2 separate regions of the Homo sapiens genome follow, and region 1 is linked to region 2. A link is a loop called in an ENCODE intact Hi-C map of the cell type or tissue named here. Cell type or tissue: heart right ventricle. All regions are shown on one strand.

Region 1 (5,000 bases), 240 kb after region 2:
GGCCAGATGAGCCCCCATGGATCCTAGCGGCCCCCATCCCTGCCCTCACTCCAGAGTGCCCTCTCCACCCATAACTGCATGGCTGTGATTAGTTATATAGCTCATTTGGATTCTACTTGCCTTTATTTCTCGCATGTGTTTGCCTTGTCTCCTGCTCTTGATTGTAGATGGCAGAAGTTTAGAATTTTAAGAGTCTCAGGACAGACGGAATCACACCTAATAGCACAGTGAAAGCACAGTGTCTGACTTTGCCTTGTCATTGATTGAGATTTGAGTCTAGAAGTCCCTGAATTTCAGCTGACAAGAAAGGGATGGGCTGGCATGAGAGTCACTCCATGCCCAGTGCTGGGCTGAGGACAGTGGCTGAGCCCACCGGTGGAGTCATCATCCTCTGTAGTCTCCATCGGCCCCTGCAAAGCTACCCAGGAAAAATGATGATCTTAATAACATCTTTTAATCTGGACAATTGCTATTTTTCAATTCAACGTGAAGTCTGAAAGGAACATTATTTTTATTAAACTTAACTCAAAAGTATGCTTGCTATAAAGACGCTCCTTTAAGACAAGTTCCCCAGCTCTCCCCTTTTAACCTTATCCTCTCCCATATGGAAATTCTGATTCCACCAGTGGCTACATCTCTGTGGGTTGCAAAGATGGGAGCTGAGGGGCTCACCATCAAGGAAACTGACCAGGTCAATATTGGTCAATACTGAAACCCTACCACAAGGCCAGCCAATGTCAGAGACAGACATTTTATTTGAAATGTAATAAATTTCAGAGTGTAATAAATAGAGAGGCTGTGACTGATGACTACTTTTTTTCAGAAGTAGATGGAGGTAATTTTGCTGTGCACATTCCGCCAAGCACAGGGTAAATAAATAACACTCAGCAAGTTACGAATTTGTTTAAACAGTGGGTGTCTCACTGGGTGTCAGAATCGTAAATGTATCTGAGGTCCCTTTTATACCATTCTCTGGATATAACAATCCTGATCCCTAACTGCAACATTTTTTTGGATTGCTTTAAACCCAAACTGTCAAGTGACAGACTCAGGAGTGAAAGTTAAGCTTTCAGTATCCAAAAACTCACTCATGCACAATGTAAGCCCCAAACAGTAGTGAGTTCTCAATGAGAACTCCATTTCAATAACTTACCCGACCTGGTCTGCTCCCAGATGACCCACGTGTTGTCTGTAAGGATCTCTCCCAATCTTTCTAATGATCTGTGAGATATGTGTATTTATCTCCATTTTACATGTAAGAGAACGGAGGCTCAGAGGGTAGACGATGTGCCAAGAGCATGAAGCTGCAAAGGCTGCGGCAGTGTCTGCATCCAGGTCCCTTCGACAGCAAAGCTCGTGCTCTTTCCACTACACAATAATGAACACATGGAGTAGGATTTGGCATGTGAGAGAACCAGCTAAGATTCTATGGCAGATATTTTTCTATTTACTTATTTTATTTTATTATTATTATTTCTTGTTTGAGACAGAGTCTCCCTTGCCCACCCAGGCTGGATTGCAGTGGTGCGATCGTGGCTCCCTGCAGCCTCGACCTCCCAGGTTTAAGCGATCCTCCGATCTCAGCCTCCCCAGTAGCTGGGACTACTGTTGTGCACCACCACGCCTGGCTATTTTTTATTTTTATTTTTTCTGTGGAGATGGGGTCTCCACAATGTTGCCTGGGCTGATCTCAAACTCCTGGGCTCAAGTGTTCCTCCTGCCTTGGCCTCCCAAAGTGCAGAGATTACAGGCATGAACCACTGTGCCCAACATCAATTTATTTATTTTAAAAAGGAACAAGAGGAAGAAGGTAGGTCATAAATTGCTTTATCACTTTCTTTTCTTTATCTCTCGTCTCCTTAGCTTTTCAACCCCATTCCAATTCCTCTCTTGATCATCTCAAGTCCTGTGTAAATCCCAAATTTAAAAAAAAATTTATTTAAAAATAATTTTAAACTTGTAGAAATGAGAAAAACCTTATCTCCCTTTCACCCAGATTCCCAAATTGTTAATATTTTGTATTTGCAGGCTGTCTCTCTTGCCCTGTCTCTCTCCATATATATCGTTTATTTATATATATTATACATAGATAAATAATTAATACATAGTCTTTTTCTGAACGATCTGAGAACAAGTTGCTGACATGCTACTCCATCAGCCCTAATTATTCTAGTGTGTATTTCCTCCAAACAGGGACACTCTCTAACACCACCATCATACAACCATCCAAGCCACCTTCCTACATGATCATTTGTTTCTTTTTAAAAAATGTTTTATTAGAGATGAGTCTTGCTTGGTCGCCCAGGCTGGAGTGTAGTGGCACGATCATAGCAGCCTGGGCTCAAGCAATCCTCCTGCCTCAGCCTCCCGTATAGCTGGGACTACAGGTGCACATACCACACCCCCATCCATTATCATTTCACAGACCCCATTTACGCTTTGCCAACTACCCCAAGAATGCCACTTCTTTCTTTCTGGTCCAGGATACAATTCAGGCTCATATGCTACATTTAGTTGTGAAGCCTCTATAGTCTCTTCTGATCTGGAGTGGTTCTTTAGTCTTCCCCCTGTGTTCCCCTACCTTGTAGAATGGCCCGTGCCTGGGTCTGCCTGACGTTTCCTCATGCTCTGACTCAGGTCGGGCATTCTTGGCAGGGATGCTATAGAAATGGTGTTGTGCACCGAGGAGGTCCATGTTGTCAACCTCAACCGTCTCACCACTGATGTTAGGGGAGCCTTCCTCCATCACCTTGTTTATGTCACCCAGGTGGTAGTATGATCACGGCTGACTCCAGCCTCAAACTCCTGAGCTCAAGCGATCCTCCTGCCTCAGCCTCCCAAAGTACTGGGATTACGGGTGTTAATATGCATCTGTGTGGTACTGTTTCTTTTGTTTGTTTGTTTGAGATGGAGTCTCACTCTGCTGCCCAGGCTGGAGTACAGTGGTGCGATCTTGGCCCACTGCAACCTCTGCCTCCCAGGTTCAAGTGATTCTTCTGCTTCAGCCTCCTGAATAGCTGGGATTACAGGTATGTACCACCACGCCCGGCTATTTTTTTTTATTTTTAGTAGAGACGGGGTTTCACCATGTTGGCCAGGCTGGTCTCGAACTCCTGACCTCAAGTGATCTGCCTGCCTCGGCCACCAAAGTGCTGGGATTACAGGTGTGGGTACTGTTTCTTAATAAGACCCACAATATGTTTTGAGTTTGGTTTTATAAGATAGATACCATTTCCTGACACCCAGAAAAGCTCAGTGTTCACTTTTTTCCCCCTCAATTTTTATAAGTGTACAAAGAACATTTCTATAAAAATTCTCACCTGGCCTATTGTGAAGGGCAGAAGGAAAGAAGGTAAAACTCATACATAACTAGGGAAAAATGGGGAAGTTCTAAAGTTAAAGTTTAAGTCATGTCAACCATAGAGACCTCAGACGTATTTCCTACTGTGCCTATTTAGGTGAGGTGGAGGGCAGGGATGGAGGAAATCGATGATCTTACAACAAAACTGTTTTTAACACTCTCCTGGCCCCTACTAGATTACTTAAGATTTTAGTGAAATAGGTCATTTTGCTTTGCAATCTGCTTAGAACTTTCTGGTTATTTTGAGGATTCTTCCATTCAGAGAAATCAGTAGCGAGTTTGGAGTGAGCCTGATCTCCAAGGTCCTGGGGTGGGCCCAGGAGCGACGCAGAGTCTGGAATCACGTGGACATGCACACAGTGGGAAAAGCAGGCTTGGTTTTTCCTGTGTCTCCTTGGGCAAAGTACTTCATTTCTCAGAGTCTCAGCTTCCTAATCTATAATGTGGAGGCTACTTCAAGGAAAGAGAAAAAAGAGAGAATGGTCACAGTGCTTGACACATAGTGAGCATCCAGAATGTGTTAATGATGATTACAGGGCAAGCCTAATGCCTGGCCCTTGACCTAGGTTGCTCATGGTTCAGTTTAGCCAATGAACTATGAACTATGAGTATTCTAGAAGTCAAATCACCACCTTGTTAGCTTGCATCTCCTAGTGTTGCCACCACTCCCAAGGCACCAAGGAACTTGGGTATTTTTGGAAATTAAACACACACACACACACACACCCCCCACGTCACTTGCCTTCATGATGTGCCAAGGATGTTTCTCTAGCCCCCACTTCACCATCTTAGATGAAGTTCCGAAGAAATGGACCCTCAGAGAAGGACTCGCATGCCAGTAGCTTATTAAGGAGCCAGGTAAGGGAGGAGGAGGAGCAGGAGGGAAAGAGATACCGCCGCCATCAGTCCCCACAGAGGGCAGCTTCAGCTTGATTTTTGCAGAAGAGTCCTGAACTATTAGGGATGATTCAGAATTCTCCTAGCACCTGTCGGTCACTGGACCTACCCTGGGGAAAGAACTCTCAGGCTCTTCGGCTCTCTGCCCTCTGGACAAAGGGGCTCCAGCAGCCCTGGAAGTCCTCCAGAGCAGAGCCTTGGGTGCTGGCTGTGGGAACTGAAAGCACATTGAAGTTGGGGGTTGGAGGGGAAGCACTGACATTTCTGCCACTAGACCCCACACCAGTGCTCAGGGTTCTGGAGTTTTGACAAGGCTGGAGGCAACCATGGCAGGTGAAGCTGGTGGCACACACTGCCCCCTCTCTCTCCCCTCCCTCTCATCGCCACAGTTCTTACCCCTTGACAGGAAGGCAGTGTCAAGGCCTTGGGATCTCCAACTCAATTTCTGTCTTTTCTGTCAAGCTGGACATGATTCTGCCCAAAACCCACCTCCTGTCCTGCCAGCCCAGACTTCTCTTTTTCCTTTGTAAGCCCTGGGTCTTTCTCGTTCTAGTTAATACCAGTAAATGAAAGAGTCATGGAAATCACAAGAGAAGAGTCATCTCTCCCAGGACAGGGCACCGTGAATTGCCAAAGAAGTAGTTGATATCATAGCAAGACCTACCATGCAGAAGACGAGAGCGCTGTCTAGGATGGGGTGGTTAGGAAAAGAAGAACGTCTCTGGGCTTAGGCTGGTCTTCA
Region 2 (5,000 bases):
GAAAGAGGTGGAGGCAGGCAGTGGTGTGATGGGTGGGTACAGGAGTTGCCAAGTACTCTGGGACTGTTACTTATTTCCTTCTGTTTCGGGCCCTTGGAGGATGTTAAAGTCTAAATAGTTAGGTTTTTTCTTTTCTCCCTAAATTGGCAGGAGAATAAAATGTGCGAATGTATTTAAAAAACTAAAGTATTACAGAAAAGGAAGGCGGTATTATTAGTTCATTTAGAGCTCACCATGACTCTATAAGGTTGACTTATCAGAGATCACCGTCCTCATTTTTAATTTGATTGGGTTAAGGAGTAGGTAAATGAGGTTGCCAGGTCCAAAGTCACCCAGTTGGTAAGGACGAGCCAGGAGCAGGACCAGTGTGCTCTGTTGCGTCTCGGAAGGAAGGGCCAGCCCAGCCGGCTGGTGTGGGAACCATGCAAGATTAAAGCCTTAGGAGGAAATGTATTAGGAAAGATATAAATTTGACTTAAAACTTTCTTTACCATTTAAGAAATTAAATAGGCTTTTTTTTTCCAAATTAAAAATCTCTGATATAGAAATATCCTAGAAATATCTTACACATGAGAACCACCAGCCTTGTTCTCCTACTGGCACCCCCCGGAAAAAAAATTGTCCCTGAATGGACATGTTCTGCTGCTTGGGGTGTGTGTACGTGTGTTTTGTGTGTGACTTTCTCCCAAGTTCCAAGTTCCATCTCCAAGTGAGATGGAATTCAGAACCCCTTTTGCCTTGAAGACACTATCATAAGTTGATTTCCCACGATAGCCTTTGTAATTTTACTTCAAGCATAATCCACAAGTAAAACATAATTTGGGACAGACGAGGTGGTTCACGCCTGTAATCCCAGCACTTTGGGAGGCTGAGGCGGGTGGATCACCAGGTCAAGAGTTCAAGACCAGCCTGACCAACATGGTGAAACCCCATCTCTACTAAAAATACAAAAAAATTTAACCAGGCATGGTGGCACGTGCCTGTAATCCCAGCCACTCAGGAGGCTGAGGCAGGAGAATCACTTGAACCGTGTAGGCGGAGGTTGCAGTGAGCAGAGATCAAACCACTGCACTCCAGCCTCGGCAATAGAGGAGACTCCATCTCAAAAAAAAATAAAATAAAATAAAAATTTTGACAAAAAGTTATTTCCAATATTATAGATTTTCATTTCAAATGCACACACGATATTTAGGAACTTTATTAAATAGACTTTGTGAACTAGCACAGGGACTTAATCTCCACTTGTAACACTGTTTCTTTTTCTTTTTTCTTTGTTTTTTTTTTTTTGAGGAGTCTTGCTCTGTCACCCAGGTTGGAGTGCAATGGCACAACCTCGGTTCACTGCAACCTCCATCTCCCAGGTTCAAGCGATTCTCCTGCCTCAGCCTCCTGAGTAGCTGGGATTACAGGTGTGTGCCACCATGCCTGGCTAATTTTTGTATTTTTAGTAGAGGTGGGGTTTCACCATGTTGGCCAGGCTGGTCTCGAACTCCTGACCTCAGGTGATCTGCCCACATCGGCCTCTGAAAGTGTGGGATTACAGGCATGAGCCACCGTGTCTGGCCAACACTGTTTCTATCACAAAAGGTGTTATTGGCCGGGTGCTGTGGCTCACACCTGTAATCCCAGCACTTCGAGAGGCCGACCGAGGTGGGTGGATTACTTGAGGTCAGGAGTTTGAGACCAGTCTGGCCTACATGGTGAAATGCTGTCTCTACAAAAAATACAAAAATTACCCGGGCATGGTGGTGCACGCCTGTAATCCCAGCTACTCAGGAGGCTGAGGCAGGAGAATTGCATGAACCTAAGAGGCGGGGTTGCAGTGAGCCAAGATCACACCACTGCACTCCAGCCTGGGCAACAGAGTGAGGTTGTGTCTCAAAAGAAAAAAAAAAAAAGGTGTTGTTGGTTCCAAAACTCCAACTCACACATTTTAAGAATGCTGACCACTTGTCGATGGGAAGTCTGTCATTGACTGTCCTGATAACTGGTCTCTGAAAACTAATGTTCCTTATTACAAATTTCTCTAGTATATGAAGACATGATCAGGCTAGAGTGTGCCAGAAAATTTATGCCAAAAGATGGGCAACAGGAAGGCACATCAAATGTGAAAACAAATGGAAGATTCCAAACGTTCTGAAGTCGTGTTCCTGATTATTCTAAAGGAGTCTCTTGTTTTCTATGCTCCTGGCACCCTTTTCTAATCTGCCAGCACTTTAGACAGCAACCCCAAGCCCTGTCTGGACTGTGGTCCTGAATCCTCTGAAAGTGAGGAGAAGAAAGAGTTCCCAGAAGGCGTATCCATTTAGGAATCTCAGAGTGACACTCAGAAGCCAGATTGTCAGGGCAGTCTCCTCACTTCTCCATCTCTGTCTGGTTCCCCTGCAACTCCCCACCTCTGGGTGAACTCTCCCAGGCCTTAGCACTAGCTGTGCCTCAAGCTGGCATGAGCAAAATATTAACGGATGGAGATTTGTCTGTATTTTTGAAACCTATCAACACAGCTGCTTTCTCAGATTTTGCTGTGTAGGCTGAATTACAAAACCAGGAATCAAATTTATGTAGTTGTTCACATCTGACTTGAACAAATAAACACAGATTTGAGTTATGGCTCAGCTAGCTAACTTGAGACCTGGATTCATCTTCCCATCATAATTTTCCCTTCTGCTTTCTTTGTGAGCCCCCTCCCTCTTTGTCTTCCTTTCATTGTTGCAAACATTTTTTTACTGTTACTTGTGGGCCAAGAGCCTATTAATTAGGAGCTGGTCTGTAGGCCCCAGCGGGAGCTTGTTTGGACTCAGCTCATGAAGCATTCTCACTGTACTTGATTCATGATGGGGCTGGAGGCCAACGGCTCAGTTTTGTTGTAGCCTTTCTGTGAAGGAGACCAGGCCTGGGAATGGGGAGCACGCCTGGCTTTTGGCTCTGCTGAGACTTCCTAATGTGTTTGTAAATCTTTTGAGCCCTGTAAGTAGCCATGCCTGCTAGATAGCTGAAGCACAGACCTGGAAATCGGCCACTATCTAGTCCTAATTCTAATATTTCTCATCCAGGCTTGTGTGTGCCCATTTATAAAATGGCTATTAAGATTACTTCCTCCCCAAGGTCCCTGATTAGGTATTTTCATATGGAATCACTCTTTGGGACCAATCCTCTTGTGGAATAACTTTACTTGATTCTCACAAATCTGGCATTTCAGGGTCTCCCCAGTCTGAGTCCAACTCATTTCCCCTGTTTTCATGCCTTTATATTTTGTACTGGCCAAAAGAGGCTTTACATGATTCCTTGAGACTGCTCTTTTCTGGCTCAAAATCTTGACTCTCTGGGATCTGGACCTTTTGACTTACTGTCTAGTAAGTGCCTTCTAGAGCCACAGGCCGGTAGAGATGGCAGGGACCTGGAGGGCCAGAAAAAGCTCTGGGAGTCTGGGTGGAAGGCTCAGGCGTCACGCTTTTCAGATCTCTTTCTGCTCTTTGAGAGCTTTTCTTAGGCCAGTACCACAAACTGCTTTGGGGTGTACTATTATGAGTGCCTCTGTTTTTGTCTTTTGGGAACATGTCTTGTCTCTCTGCCACTATGCTATAAGAATGAAGACATGCTATGCTTATATTTTAAAGCCATGACTTCTAAAAGAAAAATATTTTCTCTCCAGAGAGGTCTAAATCTTTAAAAGTATGAATGAAGTAAATGTGATATTTATAAAACCCTTTGTGATGAAGGGCCTTTGAGCAAACACTCAATAATGGAAAAATCAATGAAAATGTTCGTATGAAAAGAAACTGGCCAATCTGTCTTTGTGAGTGTCACATTTCTTTGCTGAAACAGCTTGTCTTCCATCTGATAGTTGCAAGGTCCACTGTTGGCAAATGTAACATTAAGATGGCGGAACAGTGAAGGATTTTTCAGCTTTGTCAATCACTTGTTTTATCTGTCAATAGATTTCCATGTTACTGTGTTTTTGATGATTACATCTATATCATTAAGTAAATTTTTGCCAATGAGGGATTTTAGAGCGTGATCCCATAAATATTAAATTGCTTGTTAGTTGCTATTCATTGGGAAGATTACTTCACCAGGGTGCTGCAAAACAATCTGAGTCACAGCCCATGACCAAGTCAAAGATGGAAAAAGGTGCAGGTCCACAGAAGGTGTAAAATGAATTTATAAATGGTGTCCATTAAAGTGAATTGAGTGTCTGAGAGCAACTTTATTGCAACTGCAGCCCACGCACACTGATTGGCACCATCAGTCTCTCACTCTGGCCTCAATTTTGGTTGATATCATGCCAAATTGACAATACGCATCAATTATAAAAACATTTACTCTTGTGCAAGTCCATTCTTTGTAGGATTGTATAACATAGCAACCTTTCAAAATAGTCTAAATGTTCATCAATAAGGGTCTAATTAAACAGATAATAATATAGCCACACAGTGGGATACTATGCAGCTATTAAAGAAAAAAAAAGGTGGCCAGGCGCGGTGGCTCACGCCTGTAATCCCAGCACTTTGGGAGGCCGAGGTGGGCGGATCACGAGGTCAGGAGATCGAGACCATACTGGCTAACATGGTGAAACCCCATCTCTACTAAAAATACAAAAAAATTAGCCAGGCACGGTGGCAGGCACCTGTAGTCCCAGCTACTTAGGAGGCTGAGGCAGGAGAATGGCGTGAACCCAGGAGGCGGAGCTTGCAGTGAGCCGAGATCGCACCACTGCACTCCAGCCTGGGTGACAGAGGGAGACTCTGTCTCAAAAAAAAAAAAAAGAAAAAAAAAAAGGCACACTTTGGGAGGCCAAAGCGAGAGGATTATTTGAAGCCAGGAGTTCAAGACCATCCTGGGTGACGTAGCAAGACTCTGTCTCTATTTTATCAAAATTTATAAAATATAACAACCCCAAAATGCAAATCTTTATATATTCATATGGAAACTTTTCCAGGATATATTGTGTAGTTAAAAAAAAAAGCAAGATGTTGATCAGTGGGTATAGTGTGTGATCT

The links. Hi-C counts contacts between places; a loop is a spot of excess contacts. Peaks named below come from ENCODE experiments on the same cell type or tissue, not always from the same donor. Only the 100,000 strongest peaks of a DNase experiment are listed, where the experiment ranks them.
Region 1: a loop joins it to region 2, with 3 times the contacts of the local background. A loop is called at or near these places in 1 of 110 quality-filtered maps.

What each region holds. Positions count from the first base shown.
Region 1 is chr18:22,242,817-22,247,816 of GRCh38, forward strand. It overlaps LOC105372018 (a long non-coding RNA gene), which reads right to left. Exons shown (of 3, transcript XR_001753369.2): 2 at 1,154-1,368; 3 at 116-216. Among named protein-coding and RNA genes, the nearest start is that of GATA6, 76 kb to the left of the region's middle. In heart right ventricle, no CTCF peak of the experiment used is centred here; no DNase peak of the experiment used is centred here.
Region 2 is chr18:22,002,861-22,007,860 of GRCh38, forward strand. No RefSeq gene overlaps it. Among named protein-coding and RNA genes, the nearest start is that of LINC01900, 24 kb to the left of the region's middle. In heart right ventricle, no CTCF peak of the experiment used is centred here; no DNase peak of the experiment used is centred here; H3K27ac peaks cover 330 bases.